Linked DNA regions of Homo sapiens: region 1 is linked to region 2. A link is an interaction called in ENCODE POLR2A ChIA-PET data of the cell type or tissue named here. Cell type or tissue: PC-9. All regions are shown on one strand. Each heading gives the region's core, and the rest is flanking DNA. Links, peaks and the distances in the headings are about the cores only.

The links. ChIA-PET counts read pairs that join two places held together with the same protein. Peaks named below come from ENCODE experiments on the same cell type or tissue, not always from the same donor. Only the 100,000 strongest peaks of a DNase experiment are listed, where the experiment ranks them.
Region 1: POLR2A ChIA-PET joins it to region 2 with 5 read pairs; 2 of 35 experiments call an interaction of 5 or more read pairs at or near these places.

What each region holds. Positions count from the first base shown.
Region 1 is chr5:168,259,850-168,266,264 of GRCh38, forward strand. It overlaps TENM2 (teneurin transmembrane protein 2), which reads left to right. Exons shown (of 31, transcript NM_001395460.1): 30 at 434-564; 31 at 2,200-4,308. The coding sequence ends at 2,961. Among named protein-coding and RNA genes, the nearest start is that of WWC1, 29 kb to the right of the region's middle. In PC-9, for the core only: no CTCF peak of the experiment used is centred there; no DNase peak of the experiment used is centred there.
Region 2 is chr5:168,345,014-168,351,428 of GRCh38, forward strand. The region is part of intron 1 of WWC1 (WW and C2 domain containing 1); the gene reads left to right. It overlaps LOC124901129 (a long non-coding RNA gene), which reads right to left. Exons shown (of 3, transcript XR_007059039.1): 2 at 5,330-5,386; 3 at 5,131-5,206. Among named protein-coding and RNA genes, the nearest start is that of WWC1, 57 kb to the left of the region's middle. RefSeq lists a silencer at 2,610-2,659. In PC-9, for the core only: a CTCF peak has its summit at 3,137; DNase peaks (open chromatin) are centred at 1,628 and 3,098; H3K4me3 peaks cover 765 bases; H3K27ac peaks cover 4,077 bases.

The sequences.
Region 1 (6,415 bases), core at 567-5,566, 85 kb before region 2:
TGAGCAGTTAATGTGCCAGGCACTGCGAAAAGCCTTTTATGTGGATTTTCTCCTTTGATCCTCATAACAACCCAATGAGACCGACACAATTATTATCCCAATTCATATCTGAGGAACCTAAGGCTCAGAGTGGGGCTGGGACTTGCCCAAGGTCACACAGCCAGGGGATTCGAAGCTAGATCTGTCTTACTTGAGCAAGGGTCTTCTTAATCACCACATGGTGGTTATCAACTGACCAAGTTTGATATCTGCTTCCTAAAACCCATGTATGGAAGCCCTGGGTCTGGACTCAGGAGACAGTCATAAGCTCTTCCTCCCTCCCCTTTGGGCCCTACACCCAACCACCCATTTTATTTTGTTCTCTCTTTAAGCTCTGCTGCTGCTCTCCATCCATCATGATTTCAGAAACCTTTATTTTTGTTTTCCACCATAGATGTGAAAAGCTGGCTTGTGATGTTTGGATTTCAGCTTAGCAACATCATTCCTGGCTTCCCGAGAGCCAAAATGTATTTCGTGCCTCCTCCCTATGAATTGTCAGAGAGTCAAGCAAGTGAGAATGGACAGGTAAGCAGAGGTTCCTGCCAAGAATCCAAATGATTGTCATCATTCCCTTTTGCAAACAGAACCTCATGGGAGCCAGGGGCATGTCAGCGCAGGAAAACATTGGAGCTGGGTATAAAAGGTGCAGGACACATTGAGACTTCCCAGGAAAGCGAATGTCAGTGCTGTCGCCTGTCTGGCACAGCACATATTTCTTCCCAACTTCGATTATTGCCTTAATTGTGGTATCATTATCTGTTCAGTAGAATACCTTTGAGTCACTCCTTGATTAACAACAGCACAGAGAAATCTAGCAGCAACCTACCATCTGCACTGCCTATAAGATCATAACCCTTTCAGCTTTTATGGGATGTCATAAAACTGTGGTTTGCAGTTTCTGTCCCATTAAAGAACATTTTTATGCCCCACATAAAACCTCGGCGCTTTATGGCCAAGCATATACAGATTGAGTTTTCAGAACATAATTTGTGCTTGGGTCTTTCTGCGATGACCGAGGGGTGGTCAGTTTCCATCTGGGTGCAGCTGAGACCTCTGCTACAATCAGATGGGAGGCGTTCAGATAACCCCTGCTACAGAACCGGCGCTCAGCACTATCAAAGTCTGAAAGGTCTCAGCTGCTCTGAATAATTGTCCAGATTGTGTAACTATAGAGAGGCAAGGAGGAGCTGCTGGGTAATTGAGAACAGCGTTCACTCAGTCCTGCCCCTTGGGGACCACTCAGTGGATGAATAGCCATCATTTCTCTCATTTATCTAAGTGCCGTTACCTCCCAAACGCAGCCTCTCCCATTATCCCAGCCTGTCCCCCAACCACCAATTGAGACAAGTTGTAATTTGCGAGTGGAGAACTCAAGGCCAAGGAGATAATGGTGATTTCATCCCCTGCAGAACCAGGGCGAGGATCCAAAACAACTGCCTCAAAGCCAGGGGATATTCCCTCTGGCCCTCAAAGCCTGACTCTCTCAGCCTGGTGCTTCTCAAATGTTCATATGCACACAGATCACCCAAGGCATCTTGTTCACACGTAGCCTCTGACTCAGTAGTTCTGGAGTGAGGCCTGAGATTCTGCTTTTTGAACAGGGCAGGTCCCAGTGATTCCTCTGCTGCTGGCTATACTTTGAGTGGCAAGGTCTTAACCCAAGGAAGTTAATGAATATCCAAGTCATTGGCCTCCAGGAAATCTAGCTTACAGTGGTGGGGTTCGAGGCTGTTCAAATCAACATCCTGCCCTTCGCATCAGGACATTCCTGGGTCTAAAGCGGGCAAGGCAGTTGCCAACCATCAGAGTACAGAACAGGGCACTTCCCGAGTGGTGGCATGACCCGGTAAGTGTGTAGGTCCAGGTGCCCATGCCAGCAAAGGGTGAACCTCCTTTACCATTTTTTTAGTTAGTGGCAATTGCAAGATGGACAGACCACACCATCAGAGCATTAGTAATCAACCAGCCATCCATAGTTCAGAGCACTGGTAATCAACCAGCCAACCATAGTTCCAAAAGGTAGGACTCCCAACAGCTCAGATCTGGATAGACCCAACACTAGTTCTTGCAGGAGAGTTCCAAGCCTTTCTCTTTGTGACTCTTTTTGAGAGAGCTGCCCAGCTCATCTTCTCAGCTTTCTCTGTTTTCTTATCCCCACAGCTCATTACAGGTGTCCAACAGACAACAGAGAGACATAACCAGGCCTTCATGGCTCTGGAAGGACAGGTCATTACTAAAAAGCTCCACGCCAGCATCCGAGAGAAAGCAGGTCACTGGTTTGCCACCACCACGCCCATCATTGGCAAAGGCATCATGTTTGCCATCAAAGAAGGGCGGGTGACCACGGGCGTGTCCAGCATCGCCAGCGAAGATAGCCGCAAGGTGGCATCTGTGCTGAACAACGCCTACTACCTGGACAAGATGCACTACAGCATCGAGGGCAAGGACACCCACTACTTTGTGAAGATTGGCTCAGCCGATGGCGACCTGGTCACACTAGGCACCACCATCGGCCGCAAGGTGCTAGAGAGCGGGGTGAACGTGACCGTGTCCCAGCCCACGCTGCTGGTCAACGGCAGGACTCGAAGGTTCACGAACATTGAGTTCCAGTACTCCACGCTGCTGCTCAGCATCCGCTATGGCCTCACCCCCGACACCCTGGACGAAGAGAAGGCCCGCGTCCTGGACCAGGCGAGACAGAGGGCCCTGGGCACGGCCTGGGCCAAGGAGCAGCAGAAAGCCAGGGACGGGAGAGAGGGGAGCCGCCTGTGGACTGAGGGCGAGAAGCAGCAGCTTCTGAGCACCGGGCGCGTGCAAGGGTACGAGGGATATTACGTGCTTCCCGTGGAGCAATACCCAGAGCTTGCAGACAGTAGCAGCAACATCCAGTTTTTAAGACAGAATGAGATGGGAAAGAGGTAACAAAATAATCTGCTGCCATTCCTTGTCTGAATGGCTCAGCAGGAGTAACTGTTATCTCCTCTCCTAAGGAGATGAAGACCTAACAGGGGCACTGCGGCTGGGCTGCTTTAGGAGACCAAGTGGCAAGAAAGCTCACATTTTTTGAGTTCAAATGCTACTGTCCAAGCGAGAAGTCCCTCATCCTGAAGTAGACTAAAGCCCGGCTGAAAATTCCGAGGAAAACAAAACAAACGAATGAATGAACAGACACACACAATGTTCCAAGTTCCCCTAAAATATGACCCACTTGTTCTGGGTCTACGCAGAAAAGAGACGCAAAGTGTCCAAAAGGAACAAAAGAACAAAAACGAATAAGCAAAGAAGAAAACAAACAAAAACAAAACAAAACAAACACACGGACCAATAAACAAAGAAGCGAAGATAAGAAAGAAGGCCTCATATCCAATTACCTCACTCATTCACATGTGAGCGACACGCAGACATCCGCGAGGGCCAGCGTCACCAGACCAGCTGCGGGACAAACCACTCAGACTGCTTGTAGGACAAATACTTCTGACATTTTCGTTTAAGCAAATACAGGTGCATTTAAAACACGACTTTGGGGGTGATTTGTGTGTAGCGCCTGGGGAGGGGGGATAAAAGAGGAGGAGTGAGCACTGGAAATACTTTTTAAAGAAAAAAAAACATGAGGGAATAAAAGAAATTCCTATCAAAAATCAAAGTGAAATAATACCATCCAGCACTTAACTCTCAGGTCCCAACTAAGTCTGGCCTGAGCTAATTTATTTGAGCGCAGAGTGTAAAATTTAATTCAAAATGGTGGCTATAATCACTACAGATAAATTTCATACTCTTTTGTCTTTGGAGATTCCATTGTGGACAGTAATACGCAGTTACAGGGTGTAGTCTGTTTAGATTCCGTAGTTCGTGGGTATCAGTTTCGGTAGAGGTGCAGCATCGTGACACTTTTGCTAACAGGTACCACTTCTGATCACCCTGTACATACATGAGCCGAAAGGCACAATCACTGTTTCAGATTTAAAATTATTAGTGTGTTTGTTTGGTCCAGAAACTGAGACAATCACATGACAGTCACCACGAGGAGAGAAAATTTAAAAAATAAAAATAAAAACAAAAAAAATTTTAAAAATTAAAAAAACAAAAATAAAGTCTAATAAGAACTTTGGTACAGGAACTTTTTTGTAATATACATGTATGAATTGTTCATCGAGTTTTTATATTAATTTTAATTTGCTGCTAAGCAAAGACTAGGGACAGGCAAAGATAATTTATGGCAAAGTGTTTAAATTGTTTATACATAAATAAAGTCTCTAAAACTCCTGTGGACACTGGTCTTGTGTGGAAATGATTTGAGATGAGAAAAAGGCAAGCGTTACTGGAGAAAAAGAGGAGCTGCCCAAACGTGTGGAGGCTGAGCTGGTATTTTGAACACCTGGGGGAGCTTTTTTCTTTTCTTTTTTTTTTTTTTGTGAGACAGAGTCTCACTCTGTTGCCCAGGCTGGAGTGCAATGGCATGATCTCGGCTCACTGCAACCTCCACCTCCTGGGTTCAAGCAATTCTCCTGCCTCAGCCTCCCGAGTAGCTGGGATTACAGGTGCACCACCACACCTGGCTAATTTTTGTATTTTTAGTAGAGCCAGGGTTTCACCATGTTGGCCAGGCTGGTCTCGAACTCCCGACCTCAGGTGATCCACCTGCCTCAATCTCCCAAAGTGCTGGGATTACAGGCGTGAGCCACGGTGCCCTGCCTGGAGGAGCTTTTGTTAGAGGTATCTTAGTGCTCCCCAATTCTAGAGCTAACTCTGCCTGCATCTGCAGCCTTTTCTCTGCATGGAGCAGAGGTGGACAGTCTGCATGTGGTGTGGGTGGGCAGTGAGGACCCTCAGAGCCTCCCCAAGCATGGACAGATCCCTCTAGCCTTCCTGGGACATTCAGGCTCCTCCCTGCAACCACATTCTAGTTCTGAGAGATGCTGGCAGAAATTAAAGGGGAGCATTCACTACACCGGGAGACGCGTGCACGCGCATGTGTGTGTGTGTGTGCTTTCATATTTCTTTCCAGACTACATCAACTTACCCCAAATCTTGCCTATTTGGGACAACCCAATAAGAAAAGCACTGCTGGTTTGGATAACTTTTGTTTTACATCACTCCTAAAGTTAGAATAATACTATCATTAATTGCTAACATTTATTGGTGCTTACTTGGTGCCCAGCATAGTGCTAAGGGCTCTGCATGCAATATTTTAGTTCGTCCTCACGTTTCATTCATTCAATGACATTTTCTTGAGAGCTTCCCTCGTGCCAGGGGGAAGTTCTGGGCTAAGTTCTGGGTAAGAGAGGTGAGTAGACACCCATGGGCCCTTGCCTCATGAAACTATGGGCAGGAGTGGACAGACAGTAGGAAAAGCATGGCATCAAGAAGTGAAAATGGGCTGGGGGTGGTGGCTCATGCCTGTAATCCCAGCACTTTGGGATGCCAAGGCGGGCGGACCACTTGAGTTCAGGAGTTCAAGACTAGCCTGGCCAACATGGCAAAACCCCATCTCTACTAAAAATACAAAAATTAGCCGGGCATGGTGGCACATGCCTATAATCCCAGCTAATCGGGAGGCTGAGGCAGGAGAATTGCTTGAACCTGGGAGGCGAAGGTTGCAGGTAGCCAAGATCGTGCCACTGTACTCCAGCCTGGGCAACAAGAGCAAAACTCCGTGTCAAAAAAAAAAAAAAAGAAGGACACAGAAGGTGGGTGGTTAGGCCCGAGCACAGGAGAGGATGGCAGGGTTCACAAGACACAGTTAGAGGTTCGATTTTTTTTTTTATGTGCAAAGCAATAAAGTTGTGAGTTTTGATTTCATAAAAAGTGCTGTGGCTGCAGTGTGGAGGACAGGGAGGGGAAGCCAATGTGGTCACCTAGGTGAGATGAAGGAGGAGGCCAAGAAAGCCATCAACCTAAGCTAAAGCTAGTTTTTAAAAAATTGACTGGATGCATGCCCCGGATGAGCTCCTAGTATCTTTCACTTTGGAGGTGAGAAATCTGAGGCCACCATCACCCAGCGGGTAAGTGGTGGGATCAGATTCCAGCCCAGCTGTGGCCAATTCCAAACCCTCTCCAGGAAGTCTAAGGCCTCCTGTGGTCCCATCACCCACAGGTGGAAGGAAAGAAAGAGAGAAGCAGGGCTGGCCTGCTTGAACCCAGGTACCGGACTTCACAAGCCCTCCTAGCGTCACTAGCAGAGCCAGTGATGACTTAGTAAAGCAAGCAGGCAATGAAAATGGCCCAGAGCACTTCCCTCTGGAAGGACATGTGAACAGCCGCATCTCCCCAGGGCCATGAGTTTGGGCTGTTTCCCTTCAGGAGGAGGATGGGAAGCAGGAGACAGACAGCTTCTCTGTCTTTGAGTTGCTTGGGCCCAGCTGCTGCCTGCCTTGTT
Region 2 (6,415 bases), core at 401-5,400:
AGGCTCATAAGGAAGGTCATTTTTACAAAATATTGAAGGTTTTATCTGTTTTCCTGTGGCCTTGTTTAACCCCTTGGTATCACTGAAATCCTTCTCTTTTATTATTTTATTTTTAGAGGTTCACTCTGTTGCCCAGGCTGGAGGGCAGTGGTGCAATCTTGGCTCACTGCAGTCTCCACCTCCTGGGTTCAAGCTGTTCTCCTGCCTCAACCTCCCAAGTAGCTGGGATTACAGGCATGCACCACCATGCCTGGCTAATTTTTGTATTTTTAATAGAGACAGGGTTTTGCCATATTGGCCAGGCTGGTTTCGAACTCTCGACCTCAAGTGATCCTCACCTCCCAAAGTGCTGGGATTACAGGGGTGAGCTACCATGCCAGGCCTGAAATCCTTCCCTTTTAAAGGGCCTGTTGTCTCTTCTTCTTTATCTTAATGGATTTTCTCCTTTTCAGTTGTTACCTGAGTAACTCAGCCATTCCTTGGGTGTGATTGAGTAGTTATTCAACATGACATTCACAAACTTCATGAAATCCTGCCTCTTTTAGAATATTAGTGATTTCCCTTGCAGTTGACTTGGATTGTACTTGCATTGCTTTGTCAGATGCTAAGACATCCAGCAGACCCATAAAGATGTTGACAGTAAATACTGATGGCATGGACTAGACACTAATGTTAAGTGGGGAGCAATATTTGTATAGGCATTGATTTTATTATAAGTACTCAATTCATGGGTTAATTTTTTAACTCAGCTCATAGTTTTTATATTTTGATGACTCTTATTTCTCTAAGTGATCATCTAAGTGCAGGAATCAAGATACATATCCAGTCATTGACTTTCCCCTGATTAAGAGAGCAAGCTGTGGAGTCAGAGTGGCTGGGTTAGAATCCCAGCTTCTACTTGTACAATCTGTGTGACCCTTGATAAGATAATTAAATTATTGGAGTCTCAGTCTTCCCCAGTGCGAGCCTGCGGGGACCCTGTGTGGTGAGAGAGGCTCTGTCCAACACCACCAGGGCAGGGAGAAACAACTGGCCCCATTTCATAACAGAATCAGATGGCCCAGGAGGGACCCCCAAGAGTGTTTGATTGGGATGCCCAGCCCTGGCTCTCCCTCCACCTGAAGCCCACCGAGATTAATCGGGTACCTATGTCTGATGTCGAAAGGAAGGAGAAGGGTTTGCTGAGGACTGATCTCAGCAGGTCTGAAGTTAGGCTGAAAATCTGTGTTTTGCAAGTATAAACACTGTAAGGAGATACAAGATACTTAGGAAAGCAGGGAGCAGCCCAGAGTGCGAGCCCAGTGTCACAGACTCAGAATGATCCAGGAACCATACAGGGAAACAATGCCCGCAGAAAACAGCAGCTGCAGATGTATTTCCTCCCCTGCTCAGCTCCTCCTGCCCTGCATGAGCAAGACCCTAAGACCCTCAAGAGACCCTCAGAAAATCTGTCCAGTGCCCCAACATCAGAATGAAGGCATCTGGGGAACAGGTAGAAACACAGTGCCTGACACACCGATGCCCTTAGTAGGCGTGCCTGAAATGCTTGTTGAGAAAATAAATGCATGCAGAATACAAGACTCATTTGAATACCTCCTGTTTGACTAGGAGCAGAGGAATTCAGGTGAGCCATTGTTGAGAAACCTGTATGACTAGTTAGAATTAGTTAAAAAGTAAAAGCCGGGACCTCCCAGGGCCCATGCTTGGTATGCTGTGAGTGAGATTGTTCTGTAAGTTGGTGGTGGCTTAGAAATGATTGACAGACATGTCTTATTTTTTAATGTGACAATGGATGTTTGGTTCCATGTAAAACAATTAGAGGAGGAGCCGTTTGGTTGGTGTCAGGCACTGTGTTTCGACCTGTTTCCCAGATGCCTTCATTCTGATGTTGGGGCACTGGACAGATTTTCTGAGGGTCTCTTGAGGGTCTTAGGGTCTTGCTCATGCAGGGCAGGAAGAGCTGAGCAGGGGAGGAAATACACCTGCAGCTGCTGTTTTCTGCAGGCATTGTTTCCCTGGATGGTTCCTGGATCATTCTGAGTCTGTGACACTGGGCTCACACTCTGGGCTGCTCTCCACTTTCCTAATAGGGTCCTTGGATGTCACCCCCAGACGTTGGCAATGTCCCCAGCCGACTGAGTGACAAGGGTCCTCCTCAGAGGCTAAAGCCAGCATCTCTCCAGTTCAGTTGCCCTGACTGTAGATGGGTGCTGTGTCCTGGGGCCTGGGATGCCCTGAGTTCTCGAGTTAACCGCTGTCAGTCATGTGCCCTCCAGGGCAGACCTCAAGAAGGAGGCAGTTCCAGGGATACTGCTTATTCAGCTCACCAGGCTCGCAAGGGTCTCTTCCCTACTTCCGATCCACCTTCAGTTGATCACCCTGGCCTTGCCTGGAGAGGGAATTTGAAATTCTGTGCCCTAATCCTGACTGCTTCTCTAGGATTTCTTTGGACCTTTCGTTGAGATGCTGATATTGAAGAAAAGGTCGTGTGAAGTCCATGCTCACCCTGTTAAGAAGTGTTTGTGGGTCCCCTGCTAAAGCAGAACTGAAACCCTGTTTCTGTCATTCTGTCAGCTCGTGGCCTCAACTGGGCACAGCGCTTGGGTTCCCTCTTGTACCCTCCCTCTTGGTGTAAGGGATGGCCCTGAAGAAGGTGAAGAGCAATCTATGTGATGATCTATTTCATTTATTAGCCCGAGTGAAATTGGAGGCCTCTTTTCTTTTACAGAGTCATTGTCGAGCAAGGTCAGTCCAAAAAAAAAATCCCTATATATTTATGATTATGTATCAAGAATGATTCTGTCCCCTGGGTATACTGCAGTGCTCTAAACAGTCCTGATCGCTGCCCTTGCAGAGGTCACTATCTCCAGAGAAAGAATGTAAGTCATTGTGAAGAGCTGGGAAGGAGAAGCAGATGGGCTGTGGGCTTATCAAGCTGGGATCTGCCCTGTTGGAAGGGTCAGAGGAGTCATGCTCAGGAGATGGCAGTGTGACTATTAGAGATTTCTGCTATGATAACAGAGTATTGAGCACCTGTTGTATGCAAGCACTGTGCAAACACCTGGCATACCTGAGCTCCTTTATTCCCGAGATGGGTGTTACTGGCAGCCCCATTTGACAGGTTGGGGGATGTGATGTGCACCGTTTCCTGAAGGTGGCCAAGAGAAGTGATGTGCACCGGCCACACAGCTGGCAAGTGGCAGAGCTGGTTCCTGAGCTCAGGGGACGTGACTGTGATGTGTGTGCACGGGTGTGTGCACAGGCTCAGGTAGGGTGAAGCTCAGGGAGACCCAAGCCCTCACCCTCACCCTCTCTACTGTTTTCCTGCCAAGGAGGGGCACATCCTCAGGATGTTTGCAGGCTTTATTCTGCCTGGGCAGTGACCCAGGCTCCTTTAATCCACAGCCGGATGGGAAGAGCTGCTGGCAGAGGGAAGGGCCACACATCATTGTCCCTCTCCCTGAAGCATACCTCTCAAGAAGTTCCGGGGTGGGGTGGAAGCTTGGCTGTGAGCACAGGCCTCCCTTTATCCCACCTTGACCTCAGGTGGGCCAGAGGAGAGCCACACACATTTGCCAGCTGGGGGTGCGGCCATCACAAACAAGGACTTCTCCAAGGAGGAAATACAAAGGTGCCATCCGGAAAAGATCAAGGAGTAGTTGTCCAGGCAGGGTCTGCTGGAGAAATACAAAGAAAGAAATTATCAGCCTAGGAAAGGGCCCTAGCAGAGCCATCCTGAAGGTAGCCCAGAAGGAATTTGATTGGGGTGGGGCCAGGGGTATCCAGCCCCCACACTGCAGCCTGGGATCTTTGCTTGAGGGTGTGAGAAGAAAGGGGTTTCCCTTCTGATGGAAAAGTTCCTGAGTGGTCTGAAAATTCCAAAGCTAACACATGTCAGCTGCTTTCAATATGCTAGACATAATGCCTACTGCTGTACACACGTCATCCTATAAACCTCCCCACAGCTCTGTGAGGTGGGGATGATTGTTATCCCCATTTTACATAGGAGGAAACTGAGGCACAGCAAGGTTAATACGCCCGAGATTCAAGAGCTGGCAGGTGACAGAGCGAGTTGTTGAATGGTCATGGCCGAGTCCCTTCTGTTCCCTGTGCGTCAATTTCCCCATCTCCACAATGAGATGACCAGACACAGTGATTTCTAAAAGTCCTTTCATTACCGAATTCCCATGATTGTGTCCCAGAGACCTGTAAGGTCATTCAGCCATGCAGGTGTAGGCCTCTTGGGCACGTGGGTTTCTGACACCCCCACCCAGTTCTCTTCCCACCCCTCTGACACGCCTGTTTCTCAGCAAGCCTTCTGAAATCTTTTGTATATGACACCCCCCACCTTATAACTATAGAAAGGTTTTGTTTGTTTTTTAATGCTTTCCAGCTTTGGGCTCAGGAAATCCCTTCTTTTCTTCCCTGTAAAAGATTTCTTCCTTCCATCCCACTCTCCAGGGCCTCATCCTGGCCAAGCAGCCTCACCCTCTCCTTCAGCACAGCCCTGCAGGCTGGCTCTGTCACCTTCTCATATTTACTGAGCATCTGTAACAAGGACTTGCTCAAGGGCACACAGTCGGTAAGTGGCCACGTCAAGCTGGTACCTACATTGTGGTCTGCTGTTCAGCACACAGTAGGTCCTCAGGAGTGCTTCCTTCTTTCTCCGTCATTTGACTGGCTCTCCTTCCCTTTGCTTCTGTTTGCAGATAGAAGGTAGAGTGGGGCTGGGAGTGGGGTTGGCTGCCGTGGGCCACTGGGCGGGAGGCTCACAGCCCTTCCTGTTTTTGGAAGAATTGGTCTGGAGCAGCAGCTCCACCAACCCCAGTTCTGTGACCAACAGCGGCCTCTTAAGTAACCGTTTGTTTCCTCAAAATAACACTCCACCTTTCACCTAGCAAGAAGGATGGTTATCTGCATGGGTGCCATCTTTCTGGGCCCTCCAAATGCGGACAGCTCACCTTTGCTGCTAAAAACACCTGCTTCACCTCCCAGCTCCAGGTCATTCCTCTGAGATCTTATGGAAAAGCTCTCAGCTAAATTGGACATTAAATACTAGAGGAATGGATTGGTTCACATACTGGGAAAGTCCAGAGGTCACTGTTCAATGCAGGGCTCCAGTTGTATCATCAGGTCTTAGTTTCTCTCCTCCTGACTCTGCCTGCTGCTGTATCGGCTTCGTTCTCAGTTTGCACATGATGATCTTCTAGGATTGAAGAAAAATGCAAAAAGAGGTCTCTCTTATTCATGGCTCAGATGGAAGTCCTGAGGTTGACTTTTACTAGTCCATAGTGGGTTGTGCAGGAATGATTTAAAATCAACTGCTCACCAAAGCACGTGGATGGAGAATCTTTAGAGAGGTGGGTTCCTCAGGAAATTTGCAATGCTGTCACCAAAAGAGGCAGAAATGGGTGCTTGGTGGCAGAAATCCAACAACTGTTCTCCATCCCTTCCTCTGCTGGTCCCCAGGTCACAGTCCAGGAGGCTATTTGGCGTGGGTCACGAGGGTGCTTGGACTGAAGTTGAGCATGCCTCTTCTGGACTGGCTCTCCCTTGGCTCCCTACTCTTAAACATTGTTCTGTTTTTCTCCACCCCAACATAAAGGGCATCTGGCCAAGGGCAGGACAGGAGGAAAAGGACGTGGAAGAAAGCCTATTGTTATCATGATCATTCACTCATTCATTCATTCATTCTTCTGCTCAACTATGTGCTTAATAAATGTTTATTGAGCATCTAAGACATTGCAAACAATGAGCTAAATGAGGGTTTCCAAAACTTCAGTCACTGGTGCACCCTCTTCCCAATTTTTGCCAATAGAAGTAAAATGATGTTACCAATTCCCAGCTAGAGGCTGGGCGCGGTGGCTCACGCCTGTAATCCCAGCACTTTGGGAGGCCGAGGCGGGCGGATCATTTGAGGTCAGGAGTTCAAGACCATCCTGGCCAACATGGTGAAACCCTGTCTCTACTAAAAACACAAAAAATTAGCCGGGCGTGGTGGTGCATGCCTGTAATCTCAGCTACTTGGGAGGCTGAGGTAGGAGAATTACTTGAACCTGGGAGATGGAGGTTGCAGTGAGCCGAGATCACGCCACGGCACTGGAGCCTGGGCAACAGTGAGACCTTGTCTCAAAAAAAAAAAAAAAAATCCCAGCTAGATAGCCCATGGGAAGGCAATGAGCCTAGGGTCCAATCTCTCTTAGTTAACAAAGGAGCCTGGCAGAGGTTGGAGTAGTTAAAGACACAGTAGCTCCAGACTGTAGACTCTACTCTTGATTGAATCTGAAAAGCTGAAGGGTAATTGAAAAGGGAATAGCATTTTCCCTGAGAGATCCAATGTTTTTTCCTGCCTTGCAAGTGCACCTCATAAAGTCATCCTGTGTGCCACCAAAAGGCATCATATACACATGGGAAA